3 separate regions of the Mus musculus genome follow, and regions 1 and 3 are each linked to region 2. The links are chromatin loops, found by intact Hi-C in ENCODE. Cell type or tissue: left cerebral cortex. All regions are shown on one strand. Region 1 has its middle 4.1 kb from the start of Gm34924. Region 2 holds the start of Tiparp (TCDD-inducible poly(ADP-ribose) polymerase). Region 3 has its middle 23 kb from the start of Gm34924.

Region 1 (8,000 bases), 56 kb before region 2:
CCAGCCTGACCTCAGGCACCAGGCCAGTAACTTCTATCTAGTCTCTGTCCCAGCCTCCATGGAATATTTATTTAGCTGCCTCTATGAGCACAGGTGCCCCCTGACTGGATTCAGTGACCCTACCTGTGACCCCATAGACATAGGTAACTTCTGGATGACTCCTCTAGACTGAGGCTCTAGGCTGATTGGCTCCTACACGCTAAAGGCATAGGCCTGTCCATGCAGACTCAAGCTCAAGGCCTATCTGGTGCCAGGCTGACCTCCATGTACAAAAGTTTCAGGCCAGCTCCTAGGACCCGGGAAGCATATCAGTAGTCACAGACCCAGGCTCCACAACCCCCACAGCCTCAGCACAGCTTGTTACAGTAAAGTCCAGGCTTTAGGCCCCATCTAAGTAATTTAGCCCATATGCTCCACCCAGCCCAGGAAGGGAGCCCCAGCCCCTGATTTTTTTCTTTACCCAGTAAGTAGTGGTCAATATTCGTGTGGAAAGGAAGATTCATTCCAGCTGCCTGAACAACAAAGTGAGGCAGAAGGAAGTTTTATTCATTTATTTGTTCTCTTGTTCAATGAAATAGCCTGAATTGCTCTGGTAGGAGAGTCTGTCTTGAATCAAAAATGGTTTGACCAAATCACAACAGGAAATGGCTCTTGTTACATCCTAGCTTGCTCTGGCTCCTATTGGGCAAATAGAGCATCCTTTCTGTACTCCTTTAGCTACAGATCCAGCAGGTAGCTGTCCTAAGGGGCCCTGACACCTCACAGGTCTTTGTCTTTGGAATGTTTATTCTGAGAATTGTCTCAAGAAAGATGAGTGTTAGGTTGTTTTGGGGTTTTTTTTTTTTTTTTTTTGCTTTTGTTTTTTGTTTTTTGGAAAGGAAAGGAAAGGCACAGTAAGCTGGAATCCTGTCTTTAAATGTAGCTAATTTCTATTTAATTGGCCAGTAACTGCATTTAAAATAAACACCAGTTGGTAATCAAAAACAGGAGGATAAAGACTGAGCAATTGTGTAAGCAAGATAGAATTACTAAGCCAAAACAAAGTTGGAGGGAAGTGCAGAGACACACTGCTTCAGAGAAAACACAGGAGAGGAGAGACAGCTGTGGGCTCACAGACCTCGGAAAGATGAGCAGCAGCTACAACCGTTGGCGGAATGGATGCTAATCAGCAACTGATCTCCAGTTGTAAAGCATCGGTTCCTTTATTAAGTAAAAAATTTAAAACACTCATAAACAGCAGCTTTAAAACCGTCATGCAAAATGAGCTGGGCACACCCTGGTGTATCCCCAGAGACAGACAGAGAGATTGCATGGAGGTCCAGGAGACTCTTTGCTGAGGGCTGGCTTCTGGGAGTATAGTAATTCTGAGATTACTTCCCTCCAAGGAGCAGAATGTGCCATGGCAGAGCAGAGAGGGGCATGCCTGAACTCTGTGCTTGCTGCACCACCCAAGATGCACAGATGTGTCTTGCACAGGCTCATGCCTATAGCTGTTCTGTTTGGCACTGAGAGAAGAGCAGAGAGGAGAAAGGAAGGGGATGGTGACAGTGCCTTGGGAAGGATCTTGAGGACATGAGCAAGTTCTTCAACTTGAATCTCCATCACTTTAGGTTACACTTAAAAGCCAGACCTTCGCCTGTCCCATCTCTAAAAGGCTCACTGTTTGTCTCCCTTCTAATTAGCATGATTTTTCCCCCTTGAACACTGGGGTTGATTTTCTTTTTTTCCCACAGACAAAATTCACATCCCTGCTTACTGTTTGGTTCATTTGGAAGCAGTACTTATTCATCAAAGGGACTAAAAAGCCCTGGGAGGTTGAGTTCGAAGAAGGACTACACATGAGGGTCACAGTAAGTAGGCACTTCTCATCAAATCAGCTGCCCAGGGATGCTAAAGAGCTTTTTAAAGGGGAACTAATAAGGTCATTCAGCATCTACTGGCTTCTACAAGCCTTAGCTAAATTAGTCCTAGCATACAATAACCCTGTAAGGTAAAATAATGATTCCTGGTATTTTGAAAGCAATCAGTGATCCACGAAGAGGGAGTTAATGTCCCCCAGAACCAAGATTAAAACCGACACATTGAGGGAGGTTCCACTCCCTTCCTGTGATCGAAGGCCAGCTTGTTTGTTTCCAAGCAGGACCTTGGGTGAGGCGCACTTGCTCTGAGAATCCCGCAGCCACTGGAATGGCTGGCCCCTCTCAACTGAGTTTGCTAAGCACAGTCCTTTTCTAAGGCTGAGGGAATGCAGGTTTTGACCGCTGAGGCTGTTGAGACGGTTTGCTAGTTACATATTCTTGTAAGTTGTCAGGAGTCAGCTTTGTCTACATCCCCTTCCCCCCACCGAACACACACGCACGCGCGGACTCAAACCCTGGGAGGGCGGCCCTGGGCCACCCACACGCTGGCACACTTGTGTACGTGGAAGCCAGCTCGCTCTCCGCATTAGCTGTGGTGTGAATTCTGAGTCACATCTGCACAGCCGGAGAAGTGAAAGACTGTAATTTACATACACCCCAGTTCTTGTCGTTAAAGCGGAAGATCTCCGTGTTAAATTCTTCCTTTCAAGTGATTACTCATCATCCAATTGAGGGGAAAGCCTGGGCTATCACCTAGGAAAGCGATCTAATCCAGCGAGTTTGTAGTCGCTGGACGAACGCAGGAGGCCTCTTTCTGGTACCGTCTTGGGGAAGGTGGGAGAGTGGATGGTAGAGTCCCCTATCCGCCCCCCCCCCCACCCTATTCCACCCCTCCCCTCCACACCAGGCTTCCTGAAATTTTTAATTCAGAAAAGGAGTACCTCGGTTCCTGTGTATTGGGTAGGAAGTTGTAAAACAGAACACACTCAAAAATAAGCATTAAGAGTGAGCTCCAGGACAACCAGGGTTACACAGAGAAACCTTGTCTCAAAAAAAGCTTTAAGGCTACACTGAGTCTGTCCACAGCAGGAACCGCCGGCCACTGCGTTTGCATAACGGTAGTGTCCACTCTCTTGTATCCTCTACAGGAAGTGCTTGGTCCATTCCACTAAAAATGGCTGAATATTTTATTGACTAAAACCTGGGGGATGGAACTGCACATAAACATATCTGGAGGGCCGATTTTAGTTGTGTTTATGTCTCATGGTTGGAATCCCTTTTAACTACATATTTTAGAGACTTGGAACAGCTCTGAAATTCAGACACTTGATGAACAACAACCACAGACGTGTCACAGCAACATTTGGACACTTTGAAGATGGTGGCAGGGACTTTAGTGGGGAGGCATGAGAGAAGAGATTTTTTTTCTTCCTAATTATGACACTTTAGTAGCTGGGTACAGACTTCAAAAAGCTAGTACAGACAGAGCAAAATCGTACTGTAGAGCTCCGTTGGAAGGATTCGTCTGCCAGCCGTCACGATGTGGAAAGTTCATCTTTTCATCTTATAAGTAAAAATATCCCTCGGTTCCCCCATTAGTAAGGGAGGGTGGGAAAAGGCATGCGCACTGCACACACTCTGCAGGCAACTCTCTTCAGGGACTCCAAGGTCCTGTGGCCTGTGAAAGAGGTGCCCTCTGCCCAGGGCTCTTAACTTCACAGGGATAAGCTTTTCACCCAGCTGTCCAGGGAACAAAGGGCATGTTTCATCTGCCTACACCCACAGCCCCCTGGGTGGGGCAGGGGGTGACAGTCCAATGCCTATCACATGGCCTCTGGCGCATAAAAGCTTTTAAATAATTCTGATTTTGAATATCAAATTGACATGAAAAGTGCATTTAAGAAGAATAGGCATGATCCGTGCTGAAGAGCATGCTCTATGCAAATAAGTTGGGCGGTCACTTGCTCATTTATAGTCCTGGTTCTCAACTTAGGCTATGTATGGTATTGCTTGCTCTAAAATCCTGATACCCTATAGCATTCAATCAACTACACTTCCCCCCCCCCTTTTGCCCCTCTCCCTCCCTCCTTCTTTCTGTCTCTGTCTCTCTGTCTCTCTCTGTTTCTCTCTTTCTCTCTCACAAACACACACATACACTCAAGAAAGTAGGATTTAGTCAATCTAGGGTAACATAGGCATCAGTATTCTTAAAAGCTCTCTGAGTGCAATCAAGACTGAAGTGTGAGCCGGGTGGTGGTGGTGCACGCCTTTAATCCCAGCACTCGGAAGGCAGAGGCAGGCAGATTTCTGAGTTCGAGGCCAGCCTGGTCTACAGAGTGAGTTCCAGGACAGCCAGGGGTGCACAGAGAAACCCTGTCTCAGAAAAAAAAAGAAAGAGAGAGAGAGAGAGAGAGAGAGAGAGAGAGAGAGAGAGAAAGAAAGAAAGAAAGACAGACAGACTGTAGTGTGATTTAATAGAGCTCAAGGCCTCTTTTTGTCTAGCTCTGGACTCTTTTTGACTCTTTCTTTCCCTCCCACACTCACCCTATCTTAGCTTTTCTTCTCTGCATCTTCCTTGTCAACCTCAGTCAGCAGTGACTCACTCCTGGATCCTGGATCCCAGAACACTGTGTACACATCTTAACCAGAGCATCTTCTCACATTGCATTAAAGACACAAGCAAATAGGTCAGCCTGCTCCTCCTGTCCAACAGAATGTGGACCCTTTATAGTGTCTGCAGGAAGCATGCAAAATATTTAGCAGGACACGGGAGCCTATTGATTGAATGTGCAAATGAATGAATGTCAATAGTGCATATTATTGCTGCCTTACCTTACCGATCCCAGAGTTCGAAAGCCAGCCCCCTCTGGGAGACTCAGAATCAATAATGTGGAGGTGGGAGGTCTCCATCTTGCTACTCAAGCTCGCTCCATAGATTAGCAGCATGTACATGATACGAGGCTTCTTACATGTGCTTGACATCTCAGGCAGTTCATATGCAAGTTACAATTTCAGTGATATTTCCCAGTAACTCCCAGAGGAGTCCTATTTAGCCAGTCTGCCAACCTTGGTGTTCTAGACCTCTGTTAAACTTGGTAGACCCTGAGGTTGCTTCCTATTTCTTTCTTTCTTTTTTTTTTTTTTCGCTTTTCCCAACCTTCAAAACTATTTCTGTTCCTTGCCACCAAAAGCATCCGTTCATATCTGAACTTCTTACAATTATTCAGTCAGCTAATATTTGAACATTATTACTAGGTGTAGTGATTTGTATATGCTCAGCCCAGGGAGTGGCACTATTAGAGAGTATGGCCCTGTTGGAGTAGATGTGGCCTTGTTGGAAGTATATCACTGTGGTTGTAAGCTTTAAGACCCTCATCCTAGCTGCCTGGAAGCCAGTATTCTGCTAGCAGCCTTCAGATGAAGATGTAGAACTCTCAGCTCTGCCTGTACCATGCCTGCCTGGATGCTGCTATGTTCCAGCCTTGATGATAATGGTCTGAACCTCTGAACCTATAAGCCAGCCCCAACTAAATGTAGTCCTTATAAGAGTTGTGTTGGTCATAGTGTCTGTTCACAGCAGTAAAACCCTAACAAGACACTAGGTCTTATGTTAATTAAGAGTATCAGATATATTTTCTCATCTCTTCAGGAGATATATACAGTAAATATCATTCCCATTTTGGGGAGGGGGGGCGGTGAAGGAAGAGAAGTTTGGAACAACTAACTGATCCATGACATTAAACAGGTAGCATGTAGTAAAGTTTGAATCTGAACCCAAAGTCAGAATATTCACTAGAGTAGTCTTAGGTGTGGCTTTAAGCGATCACATTTCCTAGTTGAGCAGTTCTCCTTCACAGTCTTAAAAATACTGAGGATCCTAAAGGGCTCTCATTTGTTTATATTCTGTCTATAGAAAGACTAAAATTTGAAAGAGGGGGCTGGAAAGATGGCTCAGCAGTTAAGAGCACTGACTGCTCTTCCAGAGGACCCTAGTTCAATTCCCAGCACCCACATGGTGGCTCACAACCATCGGTAACTCTTCTTTCAATGCCCTTCTTCCAGGCATCCAATGCCCTCTCTGGTCTCCACGGGCTTGGTATCTAAGTATACACACCCACACACAGACCTACACAGACACAGAGAAGCATACACATAATACAAAATCAATAAAGATAAGTAATTTAAAAATAAAACATTGAAACAGAAGCTTCAAATTTGATTTTCTTTAAAAATAACTTTAACTTCATTAGTTCACGCTAATATAAGCAACAGTCTTCATTTAAAAACCACATTTTCTCAACCCAAATAAAATAGTGAAAATAGTTTCTCAACGTTATTTCTCATTTTTCCAAGTTTCTAACATCTGTGACAAAAGCAGATAGTTGAGCTTGTAACTCAACGAATATTATGCTTTTTGTGTGTGCATCAGCATGCAGTACATGTACCTCATGCAGGGTTCCTGTGATATACATTACAAAAAGGCTCTACTCCTATAGGCTAAGGTGAACAATTTTCACGGCTTTGCCAGGGACATTTTTAATGGATTTGGCAGGGTTTTTTGTTAGTCTCCTTGTTGGGGGGTTGGGTTGTTTGGTTTTGTTTGTTGATGTCACCAATGTGTGCCAGTGGAGAACTCTGACTATTAATAGTTTGGTCCTACTTCCTTGTGTGCAAAGGTATTACCTTTTTTTTTTAATCATTGCTATTACATCATCAGTGCAAGTGTCGACACAGCCACAAGCATAAAGGGCATTCTAAGGCTCTGGGACTAGTTTTCGTCTAATGGACCACCTTAAATAACCCAGAGCTCCCTTGGGATTTGCAAGGTGACATTCAACAACTGCTGTCCTGCAGTAGACTTTTTGAGGCTTTTTTTTTTTTTTTTTTTTTTTTTTTTTTTGAGACAGGGTTTCTCTGTGTAGCCCTAGCTGTCTGGAACTTACTCTGTAGACCAGGCTGGCCTCGAACTCAGAAATCTGCCTGCCTCTGCCTCCCAAGTGCTGGGATTAAAGGTCTGTGCCACTACTGCAGGGCTGTTTGAGGCTTTTTTTGTTTGTTTGTTTGTTTGTTTGTTTGTTTTCGAGACAGGGTTTCTCTGTGTAGCCCTAGCTGTCCTGGAACTCACTTTGTAGACCAGGCTGGCCTCAAACTCAGAAATCCACCTGCCTCTGCCTCCCAAGTGCTGGGATTAAAGGGGTGTGCCACCATTAAAGAACATATAAACACCACAAATTTCTGTAGGCACCTGCAAGAGACAGGATTCTGGGTCACAACACCACCGGGCTCTGCACTGTGGGCAGTGTCACGTCTGACTCAGTACTTTGGCAGCTCGCCATTGACAGCAGGCTCTTCAGAAGTCTTCGGGTGCTGAGCTCCTGTGAAGCCTCAAGACAGAGGGCCTGAGAAATGGCTCTACCAGATAGGTGTTGCTTTATAGACATCTTGGTAGCACCAGGAATCCATGGCTACCTGCTTTATTCCCTAGTCCAGCATGTTATGCAATCTAACAAGGCTTCAGCTTAGAATGCACTAGTTATGCAATCTGATTCTGTTTGTCACACTTAAAATATTATCAGTGAAATCATCTCCATTCAGCTTTTTACCTTGAGCGGGTTTTTTTTTTTTTTTTTTTTTTTTTTTTTTTTTTTTTGACACTACTAAGTAAGGAAAGCTGTGTAGAGTTCCCAGAGGGCATGGAGGACTTCTCAAGCCATCTTCCTCCAAGGTAGCCATCTTGGTTATATAAAGTAGCAACTCTGGGCTGTTTTACTGAGCCAGTCTCCTCTTTCAGAAAAGAAAAAAAACCAAAAACCAAACCAAACCAAAACAAAAACCTATGCCCTTGAGCCAGAACAAATGCCCTTAGGAATAGGATTTTCTTTTCTCTTTGTAAATGGAGAAAAATGAAGGTAGTTAGCCTGACTCCCTATGGTGGGAAAATGCTTTCAGCTCTTCCACCTTGCTGGGTTCTCCTCACAGGAGACACTGGCCCTTGGCTCCCCGTTGTACTGTGGAATTCCCCCCTGACACTACCAGAAAGGTTAAGAAAAACAAAAAAGAATAAAAGGTGGCTCCTGTCCTTTATTAGCAACAAAGCTTGGGGCTAGCACAGAGTAGGGAAAAGGCCACTGGTGCTGCCCA
Region 2 (8,000 bases):
CAAAAAGATCTTAAAGATATAAATGTCCAATATGTTATTGATCAAAGAATTGTTGGACCTTCTGGGACCAAAATGATTGTCTTGACTTGCTTACAGTAACAGTGTAATGTGTAAGACAATGACTCTGCTAGTTTCCTTATGACTAAATCAAACAGAAACTTCATGTACCAAAATGTTCCAGTACTCAGTGGACTGAAATCTGCTTCATCAGTGAAGAGGCCAATGCTCTCAAGTGTTCTGTAATCTGGAGATGGAAGGATTCGAGTGGCTTTGAGAATTCAAACTCTTTTCTTTTTTTTTTTTTTTTGTTTTTGTTTTTGTTTTTTTTCGAGACAGGGTTTCTCTGTGTAGCTATGGCTGTCCTGGAACTCATTCTGTAGACCAGGCTGGCCTCGAACTCAAGAGATCCACCTGCCTCTGCCTCCCAAGTGCTGGGATTAAAGGCGTGCACCTGGCGAATTCATAAACTCTTGACATAACAATTAGAATTGGTAGCTCAGGGGCAATCGAGTTCTTGGACAATACCTTATTAAAACTATTTTTAAGAAAAGGGGGCCTCTTGCAGAGGACTAAGGTTCAGTTCTTAGCACCTTGTTGAGGCTCAAAACCGTTTGTAACCATGCCAGGGTATTCAACACCCGCTTCAGGCCTCTGCAGTATTAGGTGGACATACATTCACGCAGGCAGAACACTCACACATTCCAACACCTTGAAAAATCAAAATAGCATGTGTCTGTGTACGAATGAAGAACTTCTGAATTACTGATATAAAATGTTTAGTAAAAGAGCTCCAAATATTAGTTTCTATATTTAAAAAAGAAAAAAAGCTACTCAACTCATAAAAATTTAAAAACTAGGTAAGTTTAGTATGTAAGATTCACAGTGGATTTTTTTTAAAGGCAAGTGATTACAGTTAAAATAGTACTTGATTCTCAACACTCAAATGTATGTACAACTTTCATTCAAACATATACATACTAAACAGAATGACATCTAAATTGTTCAAATCATAAAATGTTTCTTTGGTTAGGTAAAGAGACCACATTAAAATTTAAACACTATGAAAAATCAGAATAGCATAAAAGTCATAAAAGAAAAAAACAAAACAAAAAACTTGGTACACTACTGAAAGAAACCACCATACCAAACTTTCAGCTTCATTAGAACATGTAACAATTTTTAACTTGTTATAATACATACCCATACTTCATTCTCATTCTATCATTTTCTGGATTACAATAAAATCTTTCCAAGTGCTCCTGAGAATCATTGGAAACACTCTGCCACTTCTGAGTGGTTGTCCTTTTGATCTGCCAATGATAGGGCAATACGGTGTGATGTTTCAAACAATCCCTGCCATAAATGCAAGTGCCTTGCAGAAAGTCCATACAAATTTCAATTCCATTCTCTTGGTGAGTATGGTACTGTAGCTGGTTTACAAGTTCAAACACAAGCTCAAGGGAAGCTTCCTCACTTTTGTCTTGGAAGAGCTCAGTACTCAACTTATCACTGGTATCCAAAATGTACTGGATTGTAAAACTATTGTCTTGGAAAGCTCCTGGTACATAATCCATAACTTTATCTACGCAGTCAGGACTTGTAGGAACATCACCTGAAACAGGATGCAAAAGGTCAGTTTGGAAGTGTCCTGTTGTAGAATCTGCCACTGTCCCACTGATGGTTTCTGGTGGAAAACTGTGGTCTTGGATTGGAACCCCCTGTTCTGGAGCATCTGTAGAAGGATGCGCTTCTGGTAATTGGCCCTCAACATTTGTCCCATCAGGAATCAGGACAGGCATACTGTTTTCTGCTGGTGGACACGATGGGTTGATTTCCAGGGGTTTTTTCACTATATGTTCATGTAAGCTGCTCTCATCTCTGTTTTGGTCTCTAGCTCTAAAAACTCCATCAAGTGAGCCAGATTCTAGCAAAGTATTTAATATTGGCCTCAAGGATCTCAGGGTTCCAGTTCCCAATCTTTTTTGTTCCTGTTTTTTCTTAAAACACGTTTTCAATGGAGAGATCTTCTCAGAAATTCTCATTTGGCATGAAAAGTCATCAGAAGGAGAAGGAGGCTGTACTACACAGTCTGGCTCAGGTTCAGTGGTTTCCACTTCCATGATGTGATTAACTCCCAACTGTGCCTCAGTATCTACAAATCCTACCAGGAAAGGAAGAAAGATGATCATTTAAAAACTGACAACTGAACCCATTCATTCATTAAAACATTTTGCGTTAGTCTATGGTTAACTATCTGCAATCACTGCTTGCATTATAGTTAGCTCTTACAGGTCAATTTTCTTTTTTTAAACTGAGAAATGAAGATTCAAAAGCTATGCAAAAATCTGCATAATAGTAGATAATAGTAGATGAGAATGTATTTTTCAATACTTATGTATTGACTTAATAATTGATAAACACACACACAGAGGAGGGGGAGACAGAGCAAGTGCTGTGTGATTCTACTGGGGTATGACTTTATTTTGTAAGATAGAAATAACTGTCTTTTTCTAGAAGATGAAGCAGGGAAACCACATCTCTTGCTTAGCTTTGTGGTTCCCTTTACAGTTGTTTATGATCTGTCCCATGAGTTTGCAAAAAACAAAATTCACTGGGAGGAAAGTTCATCAAAAGGATAAACTTAAAAGGTTAAAAAGTGAAAGAACTAGTGTGTGTGTGTATGTGTGTAAGGATAGACACAGAAGCTTTCAAGTGAATTGTGATACAAGAGAAAGCCAGAAGCCTGCTAATGTTTTTACATTCTGAAAGTTCTAGTATTTAATTATTGAATGTTAAAGATTTCTAAATTTTTAAAAAATTCCTGAAGGAATATCAGGATATGCCTAACTTCAACAACCACTGTACCGTGCCTTAGAAACTTAATACAGCACGATTATACAAAGGGTCCTTGTCTTTAGAAAAGTTACACTTATCCACTTTAAAAAAAAAAAACAAATGAAAGTATATTATAACCAAAAAAATACAAATATTAAAAAACACCAAATTTCAGAATCTGAATTTTTTTTCCTTTCAAGAACCAGATCCTTTAAAATGACTGAGATTTCCAGGTATTTACTGAGATTGTTCCAGATGAGAAGGGACAGTGATGAGCAATTAATGGTCTTTTTTCTTGTCCAATAGACTGAAAGAACTCCTTGATGTAAGAACCTATGATTTAATCAAGCATGCATTAGGAGTCCAGTATAGTACCTAGCACTGTTCACCACTGAGGATGTCTGTATTTTGTGGCTGAATTACTTTAGAAAAGGCACACATTAGATGCTTTGTTCTTGGTTGAAGGTCAAAACCCAAAATGGTAAGACTTCGTGCTTTAAAAAACGAATATAAAGATCTAGGAGGGATTTATAAGTCTATGTATACAAAAGTGCTGAATAATCAAAACTCAGAAAAACACAAGGCATGGAACAAAGTGCTAGTCTAAGTACAAAAGAGATTTATTTATTTTAAATAAATAAATATTTGAGTTCAGTATGAGCTGGCATTGTTAGAGAAAGCCTCACGAAGGAGGGATCTGACATGAGACATAAATAACTGGAAAGCAGCCAAGCCAGGCGTTATTATTCATCATTCGGTGCTCTTGCCTCAAGGCTCAGTTGGCACAGATTGTGGTATTCCCTCTCCGTATCTAACCCGCCTGTGCCTTCCCCTACGCACGCACACTATCCCCTCCTATCACACCAATCCAGGCAAAATACTAAAGCGATTTTATTTATACTTCTGCACACGCACATGCACGCACGCACGCACGCACACACACACTCGCACGCACACAACTTTTCCTCTTACTGCCCCTCCACCAAACTCGGAAACTCAACTAGGAAGCAGAGGAGTGGAGTGCGGAAGCCACCAGTTCCTCAATTAGTTTGCATAACAGAAAAATAAAAAGATTGGAAGGTCGTTTCCTCCGGTCGCCCGCAGCGGGCAACCCAATCGCGCCACCCTTCACCTCGTGACGCCCCGGTCGTCTGGCACCACGAGCTGGTCACACCTTCCATGGAAACCGCCGGCTCCAAACAGCCAAGGAGTGAGACGCCCGGGTCCGAGCGACGCCTCCTGCCGGCCGCGCTCCGCGCAGCCACGACCTCCCGCCGCGCCCGTTCCACCGGGCTCCGCACTTCGCCGAGAGGGTGAGCATCCCCGCCCTCACCTTGTCCTCAGGGACCCGGGCGCCCCCTCACTCCCGGCCCACCTTCCTCAGGACCCGACCTCCCCGCCTCCCCGAAGCCACTCAAGGCGAGTCCACAATGAATTCCCCCCCACCCCGGCCCTGCCTCCTTCCCGAGGACCGGCTGGCGAGTCCCGGAGCTTGCAGGGCCGAGCCGCAGCGGACACTCCGGGTGGCGGGGAAAAGGAAGGGGAACCGGTGCGGCACTCAAAGTTAACTCGAACACAGCCTGCAAACTTCTGGGCTGCAGCCCGGAACGCGCGCCGGCCGGAACGCTCCCGCAGCGCCGAGCCCTCCCGCAGGGGCTGCCCCGGCTGCAACCCCCCGAGAGGAGTCGCGGGCGGCCCCGCAAGCCCTGCGGCGCCAGTCCATCTATCCACCTGCCCAGCTCCCGGCGCTGAACCCGATCCCACCCCGCCACCGACGGACGCGAGCGCATTCAGCTCTCCCGGGCAGTCTAGGGATCCGCCGCTGTCCCGACGGGGACTCGGGGCGGCGAGGCTGGCGCCCGCCATCCCGCTGGGGGTCCCTCCGCCGCTCGCTGCCCACCCCCCAGCCCCTTTTACCTCAGGCAAGCCGCCCTTCGAACGCAGCCCAGGCGCGGCGTGGAGGGCCGCCTCTGCGCCAGCGGTCCGAGCCGAGGACGAGGGCCGGTGTCTAGGGGTCGTGGGCGGCCGACGCGGCGAGCGGCGCGCGGGCCATTCCGCGGACCTGAGCGCTGAAAGCCGCAACTGCTCTCGAGGCTCCAGCTCGCTCGCCTGTCAGCTCCAGCTCTGCTTTAAGTGGCTTCCGGTCTCCTCCCCCGGGCCGGCTCGTCTTCGGGGAGGGAGGAGCTTCGGGGCCGAGAGGGGGTGGGGTGGGGTGAGGGGGCCGGGCGATCAGTGAGTGCCGGGAAGCTGGGGCCCCGCCTCCCGTGCGCGTGCTCCGGACGGAGGGGCGCGCGGCGGCTCGGCGCTCCGGGGAGGAGGAGGAGGAGGGAGGGGAGTGTCCGCTCGCGAGCGGCCGAGGGTCCCCGAGGCTCTGACGGTTCGCGAGGCCGGGGAGGCTACCTCCCACCCCCCGTGAGCCTGCGAGGAGAGGAGGCGCGCGCCGCGTGGGGCGGACTCCACCTGCCTGCGGACAGATGCAGGGTCACCGTGTTCCGCGGACACCCGGGCACGCGATGTGAGAGAGGCTGTGAGACGGAACGGCCGGTTTCGGTGCGGTTGCCTTTGTTTATCTGCCTCCTTTCAAGACGCCTCCAGATCCCGAGGGGGAAGCGAGTGGCCGCCTCCGCCGCTGCCTCCAGACGGGGTCGCCGGCCCCGCGCCGTACGGGCGGGAAGGCTGAGCCCGCCCCGCCGCCTGTTCCCGGACAGCCTCCGCTAGGGGAAGCCAATGTTAGGGTTTTGACAATAGAGATGCCTATGCGCGTGTTTTGCAGCCCACGGATCACGTAGTGACTAATTCATTTAACAAGTCAGAGCGCCTCTTCCGCGCCGAGCGTGTACTAGGTTTAGAACTACGACCTTCATCACCCAGACCCCACGCCCTGCACTCATAGAGACTTAGGGAACCGAGAGTTAACCTCAAAAATATACATGAAACTGGCATCTGGATTGTAACTTCATGTATTCAATAGCTTTTTGTTGTTGTTGTTTTTTTAGTTGGAAATAAACATTAAATTTGTATAATCCGAATTTAAGAAAAAAAATTAAAAGATCGTACTTATTCAAAAAAAAAAAAAAGGGGATCCTGGAAAAACAGGCTAAGCAGAGGCTGTGGTTCCCAAGTTTTATGGCACTGCTAACCCAGATTAATGATCACCCAGCAGTGTTGTTTCAAATTGCATCAAGTAAAGGCCCTCAGACTAAAGTGGAAAGGTTGGGACAGAATTCAAAGACTAGTATATAAGCAAAATTAAACTATTTTTAAAAAACTATAATAAGATTGCAGTATTTCCAACGTTTTAAAACTGTCCCAACTTTACCTACTAACTTAATGATTACCAAAAATATTTGCAAAAACAATGTTTTAAGTAAATTTATGGTTTTATGTTGGGTTGCATCCAAACTTAATCCTGGGACACACACATGCAGCCCTCATGTCTCCGGTTGAACATACTATATTTGGGGTTAAATCTATCATTTTACTACGTATTTTTTTCTCTCATCTATTTTGTTTGTTCAATTTGCTTTCGTGCTACTTTTAAAATTCCATTCTCTTCCAACAATTTTTTTATACATTCTTTATACTTTCAGTACTGTTTCAGTTACTGCTATGTACAAATCACCCCCAAATATAGCTATTTAAAACCATAACTGATTTGTTCATGATCCCGGGCTCTTTGCTCAGGAATTCCACCAGGACAGAGTGCCAGTAGCTCATCTGTACAGCTTGAAGGCTGGGCCTGCCTAGTCTAACTGAAATCTCTTAGGACACAAGGTCGAAGCTAGTGTCTCAGCACAAATGAGCTGACAATGATGTAGAAAATGCAAAGATGGAATCTAAGAATGCTGGAGAAGCCAGGTGGTGGTGGTGCACGCCTTTAATCCCAGCCCTTGGGAGGCAGAGGCAGGAGGATTTCTGAGTTCCAGGCCAGCCTGGTCTACAGAGTGAGTCCCAGGACAGCCAGGGCTACACAGAGAAACCCTGTCTTGGAAAAAAAAGAAGGCTTGTTGGTCTGTTTTCTTGTGTGTGGCTTCTCTACCTGGCTGATATGGGCTTCCTCATAAAATGATAATCTGGATTACAAAATGGGGGCATTCCAAAAAAACAAGGCTCAATAAGCAAGCAGTATAATTGATTACTAATATGTCACTGACCCAAGCAAGTCACATGACCAAGTTGAGCATCTAAGTGAGAAGGGTTTTTTGTTTTTTTTTTTTTTTTTTTTTTTTAGTTTTTCGAGACAGGGTTTCTCTTTATAGCCCTGGCTGTCCTGGAACTCACTCTGTAGACAAGGCTGGCCTCGAACTCAGAAATCCACCTGCCTCTGCCTCCCGAGTGCTGAGATTAAAGGCGTGTGCCACCACGCCCAGCTGGGGGAAGGTATTTTATATAAAAGGCTATAGATCACTTAAGGGTAACTTATCCTAATTCAATTAAGAGCTGATAATTAAATGTAATTCCAGAGCTAGTTTAAATATTGGTTTCTAGAACCCTGAAACTCATACTCTTAAAAAAAAAAAGTTGGAGGTGGGAGGGTTGGAGAGATGGCTCAGTCAGTACTTAAGAGCACTGGATGCTGTGTCCGAGAGGACCTATGTGCAGTTCTCAACAGCCACATGGCAGCTAACAACGATTTCCAGGGAATCTGATGCCCTCTTCTGACCTCCATGGGTATTAGGCACAAACATAAGTACCGACATGTAGGAAATACCATACATATAAAATTAAGGACTTTTAAATTTGGAATATGAAAGTTTAAAATTATAGAATGCTCTGTGAATTGTTATGTCATTCTTGCACAGGGTCCATGCTAATCTTTTCTTAGTATACATGCTGCTGATGTGAGCACAGACTCACACACTTGATCAGAAGGACCAGTAACATCATGAGGGCCCTTAGAGCCTGCAGGCTGAGCCCCTATCATAACTGACAGGCATTCTGGGCTATCCTAGAAAGGGTAAGATTGTATTCCTTGAATGAGAAGAAGGGTGAATTGGGCTGTAAAGTTCCTATTGTACTTTTCTCCTTTATTAGAAATATTTGGATGATCCGTCTCCTCTTTCTCCTCCTTTTTCTTCTTCTTCCTCCTCCTCTTCTTCTTTCTCCTCTTCCTCTTCTCCTCGTCCTCTTCCTCCTCCTCTTCTTCTTTCTCCTCTTTCTCTTCC
Region 3 (8,000 bases), 74 kb before region 2:
ATTGAACAAACTCCATTTAGATAATTCTACGTTCTAAGAAATCAAATGTGATGACGTGCCTGAGACTGACTAGCACGGTGAAAGCACAGCGACTTTAGGGCTCATGAAAGTCACTGAAAACCACTCAAATCCAACCAGGGAAATGTTTAGATCTGAATAACAAGGTAGATAGTAGGGTGAGGCATGTATTGGGATATAGAATTGAATTGTTGAGGTGGAGAGGAGCAATAGGTTAGCGCTGAAGCTAGGACTCAATGATTCTTTGTGGCTCTGGTTTATAGTTAATGTCCACGGGACACCAGACTGGAGATGTGAGGCTAGGGGGAAAAGAAGAGTAAAAATGAGTGTGATTAGCGTCTAGGTACACACAGAGGTGTGGGGGGGAGAGGAGAGTGGCAAATAGATGTGGGTCACAGGACACTCCAGTGTGCAAAAGATCCAGGAGAGTCAATGAAGTAGCTGGTGGAGGTCAAGCCAACTATGAAATACCGCAGAAAGGGGCTCAAAGGTGCTGGAAACATGCTGAAGGCTGCGGGCTAACTTTCTGGCACCGTGAACGTGAAGATGAAAATAATTTCATCTGAGTCAGCAAATACAACAGGAAGGCAAATGAGAGCTTGAATCCATGAGGGCATTCATGACAAGTGGCTATCTCTGCACCGTGGGTAACCTGATTAAGCAGCAGTCTGGGATCTGCAATCGGGCTCTGTGTGGTGGTGGTGGTGGTGGTGGTGTGGTGGTGGTGGTGGTGGTGGTGGTGGGTATTTACATTCTGGAACAGGTTTCAGAGAATGCAGATCACACCTGTGTGTGTTCATTATCGTGAAGGCGTTGCTCAGTTATTTCCTCTAAGTTATTTCCTAACAATGTGTAGAACTTGAAGAGGGGCCGGTGACTTCTGTACAAGTCTGGATTAGTTCTACAGAGATATTGCTCTTACTTAGTCAGTTAGGAAGGGAGTCACATGAGTGGGAAAATCATTCATTCACAAGTGTAAAGGCATTGTCACAAAGAAAAATATCATTAAAGTTTTCACTCCTAGTCATTTTTTTTTCATTTATGTGTGTAATGCATGTATATGTAGGTGTCTCCTGTTTGAGACAGCTGTCATGTTAGCATTTAGATAAGCCAAACAGGCCCCAGTCTAGTGGCCTGAGAGTAGGCTTCGGTTTTGGAGGTGTGTGCAGCTGTCCCAAATCCCAGGCCTACTATTTTTCAGGCTGTGCGTCCCCAGACAAGTTAGCTAAGTCCACTTTCATCACCCATTAAATACTGACAACCGTTTCCAGCTTGTGGTGGGGCTGATGAGGTACTTTGTGCTCAGGGGCTAACAGTGTCTCAGTGAGCAGTGAGGAGCCCATGAGGTAGACAGGTATTCAATAGATGTTGATCCCTTTCTTCTTTCGTATCCCCAGCTTGTAGTAATAAGCCATGGGCCATCACAACCCCCATGTGATCTTAATTCTGGCCCCAGCCACTACATAGCTTTACTTAAAATGCAAAAAATGGAAACTAAGAGGTTAAATTTTAAGGTCACTCCCTGACTCTTTTTGTGAACAGGCAGAGGAAACTTGAATAATGTCTACGGCTGTTTCAGTCTTGGAGAGAGTCTCCACCAGGGAAAACACTCTTGATAGGTCTGGTTAATTTCCTTGGCATTGCTGTGTGGCTAATAACCTCGGAGTTTAAATTCTAAAATAATCATTAAGAACAGAGAAATTGCCTATCAATTACTCGCTGGATTGCCCCACTGCCTACAGTTCAGTGATTCCTCACAGAGCCACTGACACTTCCTTCGGATAACCTACTAATTCAGCGAGTATATACCAAGCCTTGGCCGAGGACCCAGCAGAGTGGACGTTGAAATGGCTGTGAGTGATGGGACACAGTCCCCGCCCTCACTCTTGCACGGGCCAAGGTTATCCAACTCTTCCCACTAGCGGAGAGGTGACTCTCCTACCATGCTACATTCCCAAGAGGTCTTTTACTCAGACAAAAAGGCAATGTGTCAATAACTCCGGAACTGTCTAAAAATAAGAACTAAAGGAGATCTTTTCCCAGAGAGCTTTCTCTCATGGATGAGTAAGACTCACCTTCTTTGTGTTGACTATTTCAAATTGCAAGAATAATACATGCTTGAATTGCAATATGATAACTTCCCATGAAATGAGACCCCTCCCCCATCTTTACTAGAGATGAAAGTGCATCTTAACATCCATACTTTCATTGTTTCCCCTAGGTAGCTACAAACATTTATATCTAAACACTTACCCATTACTTCTACTATTTTTTTGTTTATGTGTGTAATGCGTGTATATATAGGTATACGTGCGTATACATATGTGGAGGCCAGAGATCAGGTTCAGTGTCTTCCTCAACTGCTGTCCATCTGATATTTTGAGACAGGACCTTTCACTGAACTTGAAACTCATCAGTTTAGTTAGACTGACGGGCCCACAACACAGGGCTCTGCCTGTCTCCAGCATCTGTCTTTTTAACTTGGGATATGGGGAATTGAACTCGGGCCTTCATGCTTGTGAGGTAGGTACTTTACTGAGTCATTTCCTTTCAACATCAAATTGGAAAGTCTCCTTAGTTTTGGGCTTTTTTGTTGTTGTTGTTGTTTGTAGTTTTTTCCTTTAATAAAAATGTTATTATCTACTATCTATCTATCTATCTATCTATCTATCTATCTATCTATCTATCTATCTATTTATCTAAAGTATATGAGTGTTCTCTTGTGTATGTGCCACATGTGTGCCTGGTACCCATGAAAGTCAGAAGAAGGCATCAGATCCCCTGGAACTGGAGTTTCAGATAGTTGTGAGCCACCATGTGGGTGCTGGGAACCGGGTCCTCTATAAGGGTAGCCAGTGCTCTTAATTGCTCCAACCCAAGTTTTTTCTTTGATGACATTACTAACCAGATGGTCCATGCTGTCCATTTTTCCAGTAATGACCTTGATATGTTAATCAATATGTTTTAAGTTCTTTGGTTATTCCAACATCTATGTCATATCTAAAGCTGGCTTTGGTGGCTACTGAATATCTTCACAGTGTATCTTTCTTTTTCCTTTCTTTTTTCTTTTCTTTTAGTATAACCTGAAATCTCTGGCTAAACACCAGGTACCTGGTTGTACCTATAGTAGGTTCTGAGGTAAAACAAGCCTTTAATGAGCATGTCTACTAATCTGGCTTACAGCAGAACTTCACGTAGAGCTTGTATAAATTCCAAATGATTCAGATATTTTAGTGCCCTTGTTCCTAACTCCTCTCTTAGCCTTGGCTCTCTCTGCCCCTCAGACAGTGTCTGGCGCCTACATTTCTTTCCATTGTAACCCATTAAAGGGTTGTTGTGAAGTGATAGAGTATAGGGGAGGGGAAATCCTAGAGTTTTCTGACCCACCCTGAGATGTCGGTGGCCTGTATTCCAGGAGTTTGGCCTTCCAGGACATCTACTGATAACAGTGAGGGAAGGAGCTAGTGAATTTGCAGATGATCAGATAGAAATTTCCCAACCTGCAACACAAAAGAATAAAGAACTAAGAACTCCAGAACCTTTAAAAAGCTGCAGATGGTATCAAAATGGATAACACATACAGAACTGAAACACTGGAAGAAAAAGACAGAAAATTAGGATCACCTATTTGAAATTGCTATTTTCATAGTAAGTGAGGTGTTATCTATCAGACATGTAATTTTCAGCATAAAGTCAATGGTGGCTTTAAAAGGGAGAATTGCCTTATGTATGTTTCAATTTTATGTGCCTGGTTGTGGAGTGTCTCATTCCTTCAGTTAGGAGAAGCTTAAAAGATGCTGGGCAGTGAAAGAGTTAAAGGATTATTTCAAGTTAAGGATGAGTAATCTTTCCAGAGTGCGGGGCGTTGAGAGTAAAAGATACAGGAAACAGCAATAATATAAGAATAAAACCACCTCCAGAAAGCAGGCAGATGGCAAGGAGTATTTTTTACTATAAGATTTGTTTAATGCTGCACATTCCTCCATGCCCTCATTAAATGGATATATATTTATCCCAGAGAACACAGTATGACTGTTAATAGAACTATGACAGATAGTCTTATGTAGTATGAGTCACAGGAGTAGAAAATCATTCATTCACAAGGGTCTCATTCACTGAGAACCGAAACTTTCACAACGTGAGGTGTTTGTGGAATGACTGTGAGTACCACTAGGCCTCTTTTTTTTTTTTTTTTTTTTTTTTTTTGTAAATTGTCAGATTTTTTTTTTCCTAGCTGAGAATGTTCAGAAGTTGCCTATCAGTCATGTGCTGCTACATGACTCACCTGGCTTGAGTTACAACATCTGACCAGCACCACACTCAAGAAGCATTAAGTTCTTGAACATCTGTCATCACATCCAGAGGGTTTCAGGAACCCTTGAAGCTACTAATGCAGTGAACCTCAGCCTTCTGTTTAGCAAGTGGTAGCTTCCAAACAATTGATTAAGCCTCATTCCAAGCATGCTTTGACCTTGTTAACTTGGAACCTGCTTTCTTTCAACCGTATTTAGGAAGATGCTGTTCAGTGGATCTTTTCCAAACACCCAATAGAATGACTTCTTGCGTAGCAGTTTCAACCGCTGAGCATTAAAAGCTAGAGTCTACACAGAGCTCAGGATCTCACAACATCTTCCGTTTGCTTGCCGAAGGAACACAGCGGGGAAATTTCTATCTTAAGTAGCGAAGCTCACCATGCTTCTGGAATGAGACTCAAGCCCTAAAGTGTTCACAGCGTGGTGCAACCGAATGTTTTCTGTCTTCAGGAGATAAGCTGGAGAAGTTTTGTTTCCCTGGCTTTCAAAAACCTTTACTACAGAACATGATGAGGAGAAAAAGGCAAGCCAGACAATTCTATAAGAGGACTTCTTGGGCCAAAGCCCCCTTCAGACAGGAAACTGATGGCAAGTTTCTTCTGTTCTCTCACAAGGGAAGGAGACAGTGACAGCCAGAGTCACTGAAGTAATAACAAAGGGCAGAAGAAGAAATAAAGGTGAAGCCAAATCTTACTTTCTGTCCCAAAATAAGACCATACAATTCTTACCACCACCCACATCCATCCTTTAAATTCCCAAAGTTTGGTTTCCTTACCCAACCATGAAGAATCATGGTCTCTCCAAAGTGAAGAACAGAAAACCTACAACTCTCAGCATTTATATACATTGAGTCACATTATGGAGAGTCCAAATAGCATATGTAGACCTAGTTTTAGGTTTTAAAAACCTATTTTAAGTTGTTCTTCATTCCACATAAATGTTGGGGGCTACTTATCTTTTAATACCTTGTAATTTTAATTGGGTGGCAACCTTTGACCACCCTTGTAGTGATAAAAGATAGTGAATTGTCTTAAAATAAACAATAAAATAAACCCAAAACAAGCTTGCTAGTCTCAGCACCATGGGGTCAGGGACACTCATTAGCCAATGCCTTTCACTGTCAGAAACCAGTTCAATGTCTTTTAGAGAAACTGCTGTGTCTGTGTGGAACTGAAGATGTCCTCTGGTGGGATCTCCTTCCAAGGGCACATGATTCTAGGTAATGGTTTCTAATTTGCCTGAGAACTGATGTCCTCGCACGTTCTGCGCCTACTCTTCCACTGATCTCCCTCATTTTGTTTTGCTTCCAAGAGAACTGAAAGCCACCACTCTGATGTAGCCTCTGGTGAGACCCACACAAAAGTGGTACAGACCTTTCAGGCTCTGAAACACATTCAAGAGCAGAGACCTCACTTTGCTTTTCAGTCTCAAGATCAGTGCGTTTATTGGGATGGTGCTGACATAAAAAATGAAGGAGAACATCTGAGTCTAACAGCTGCACAAAATTTGGACTCGTGTAAACTGGTCTGACATCACACATTCTGCATGTGAGTTCCATGAGTTCTCCACATATGGAGCTAATAGAGTAACATGCAGACAAAGACCCTGTGGTTTATGGCATGATGAAGTCCAGAACTGAAGGAATGAAGCCAGGAAGACTACACTATTTACTGAATGAAGCAGGCTTTGGATAATGTCTCATTCTCACTGAGCTACTTAGTTTCACTAGGGAGATGCCAGACTCGGCCTGACACCAGCAATAAGCATTATGATGGGGCCGTTGGTCTGCACTTGTCCGAAGAGGGAGAGAGATCTTAGAGTTCTTTGCCTTGCTTGCTCCATGGAAAAATGCATGTGGGTGTGTAAACACATTGAAGTGGGGTTAAAGCTGTGCTTCTCCTCACAGACAGTGAGGAAAATGCAGGTAAAAGAAGGGAACACACTGTCTCAATGCAGAGTCCTGGCAAGATCCAGCAATCCTTAGCTGGGAGGTTGGAGTTGTGCCCAGCCACGGTAGCGTTGACCAAATCAATAACACTCCACACTGACCCACAGCTGTAAACAAAAGCCACACATGTTCTCTTTCTTCCACTAAAGACAAGGACTACGAGCACTTCACAAATAGTTCTGTGCTGCTCTGTGACTATACGTGTGGCCTAGAAAACAAAATATGTCCTTATTTAATTTTTTCAAAGGAGAACCAAAGACACTTAAATACCTCTGGGTCAATTAACCACATAGAGGAAGGCTTTTGGAAACTATCCAACAGCACCCTCACCTCCGGTTTGATTGGTCGGGTTGGGTTGCTTTTATCACCATCACTGGCTCAAATCTGAGAGGACATGAGGCTCAAACTCATGTGATAGATTTATTTCAAAGTCAGTGAACTTATACAATGTAGTTCCATCTGCATAAGAGAATTACAAAGTAGAATCAGCTTAGATCACTGAGAGAATTTATATCAGGAATTCAAGGCAGGAACCTGAGGTAGGAATTGAAACAGAGGACATGAAGGCACACAGCTTACTGGCTTGTTGCCCATGTCTTGCTCAGCCTGCTTTCTTATACATAGCCCAGGGGTGGCAATGCCTGTAGTGGGCTAGGCCCTCCCACAACAATCATTAGTCAGAAAGTGCCCCCAAAGACTTGTCTCCAGGCCAATCTGACGGAAATATTTTCTCAGTCAAAGTTCCCTCTTTCCAGATGATTCTAGCTTAGGCAAAGTTGACAAAAACAAAACAAAGCAAAGCAAAGCAAAGCAAAGCAAAGCAAAACAAAACAAAACAAAACAACAAAAACAAAAACACAACTAACCAGCATAGTAGGAAAAGAAGAAAGATACAAAGGAAACAGAAATAGGTAAATTCTCAAAGTATTACTGGAGGTTTTTAGGGCAAAAGTATGGTTTCCCCCAACAAGCTAAACTTGGGCACCCAAACTGATATGCTAATTAAAGAAGCAAGGACTGTGAGGAGAGAGGGAGCCACAGGAAAGAAGGCTTATTGGATGAGATGACACCAGGAAAAGGAATAAATAAAAGGGGGCAGTGACCCCCCTCCAGTTCATCTTGGGGGTACTAGAGTGAGATTTAGGTTTAAATAGGGGGCAAAAGGGATATGCACCATCAAGCAGCTTGGTCAAGGCCTCATCTCATTTATCATTGACCCATCATGGTCTCAGGTAGATTTAACAAGAGTCCTGCAAGATGCGCCAATAAACCATTAAACAATTATCACGGTCTGAAAGAAAGTGGCCCCCATAGGCCCATAGGAAAGTGCACTATTAGGAGGTGTGGCCTTGTTGGAATAGGTGTGGTCTTGTTGAAGGAAATGTGTCACTGTTGGGGTGGGCTTTGAGGTCTCCTACGCTCAAACTATGCCCAGCGTGGCTCACAGTCTCCTTCTGCTGCCTGTGGATCAAGGTGTAGAACTCTCAGCTCCTTCTCCAGCATCATGTCTGCCTGCACACTGCCATGCTTCCCACCATGAGGATAATGGACTAAACCTCTGGAACTGTAAGCCAGCCCCAATTAAATGTTTTCCTTTATAAGAGTTACTGTGGTCACGGTGTCTCTTCACAGAACCTTAACTAAGACAAAGACAACTCTTAAGCTGCTAATCACTAAGGGCGCAGCTTCACTCTAATGGGTAAATGTCCTAATTGTGGGGG

What was found. Peaks named below come from ENCODE experiments on the same cell type or tissue, not always from the same donor. Only the 100,000 strongest peaks of a DNase experiment are listed, where the experiment ranks them.
Region 1: a loop joins it to region 2, with 4 times the contacts of the local background. A loop is called at or near these places in 7 of 42 quality-filtered maps.
Region 3: a loop joins it to region 2, with 1.9 times the contacts of the local background. A loop is called at or near these places in 3 of 42 quality-filtered maps.

What each region holds. Positions count from the first base shown.
Region 1 is chr3:65,580,995-65,588,994 of GRCm38, reverse strand. No RefSeq gene overlaps it. Among named protein-coding and RNA genes, the nearest start is that of Gm34924, 4.1 kb to the right of the region's middle. In left cerebral cortex, no CTCF peak of the experiment used is centred here; DNase peaks (open chromatin) are centred at 3,211, 3,329, 4,470, 7,339 and 3 more places; H3K4me3 peaks cover 682 bases; H3K27ac peaks cover 355 bases.
Region 2 is chr3:65,525,385-65,533,384 of GRCm38, reverse strand. Tiparp (TCDD-inducible poly(ADP-ribose) polymerase) reads right to left here and starts at 4,938. Exons shown (of 6, transcript NM_178892.5): 1 at 4,753-4,938; 2 at 1,201-2,161. The coding sequence starts at 2,120. 4931440P22Rik (RIKEN cDNA 4931440P22 gene) reads left to right here and starts at 3,971. Exons shown (of 2, transcript NR_027955.1): 1 at 3,971-4,148; 2 at 4,220-5,902. It also overlaps the pseudogene Gm22279. In left cerebral cortex, CTCF peaks have their summits at 4,094 (motif pointing left) and 5,537; DNase peaks (open chromatin) are centred at 4,308, 4,991, 5,466, 6,628 and 2 more places; H3K4me3 peaks cover 2,713 bases; H3K27ac peaks cover 2,124 bases.
Region 3 is chr3:65,599,822-65,607,821 of GRCm38, reverse strand. No RefSeq gene overlaps it. Among named protein-coding and RNA genes, the nearest start is that of Gm34924, 23 kb to the right of the region's middle. In left cerebral cortex, no CTCF peak of the experiment used is centred here; DNase peaks (open chromatin) are centred at 3,954 and 4,665.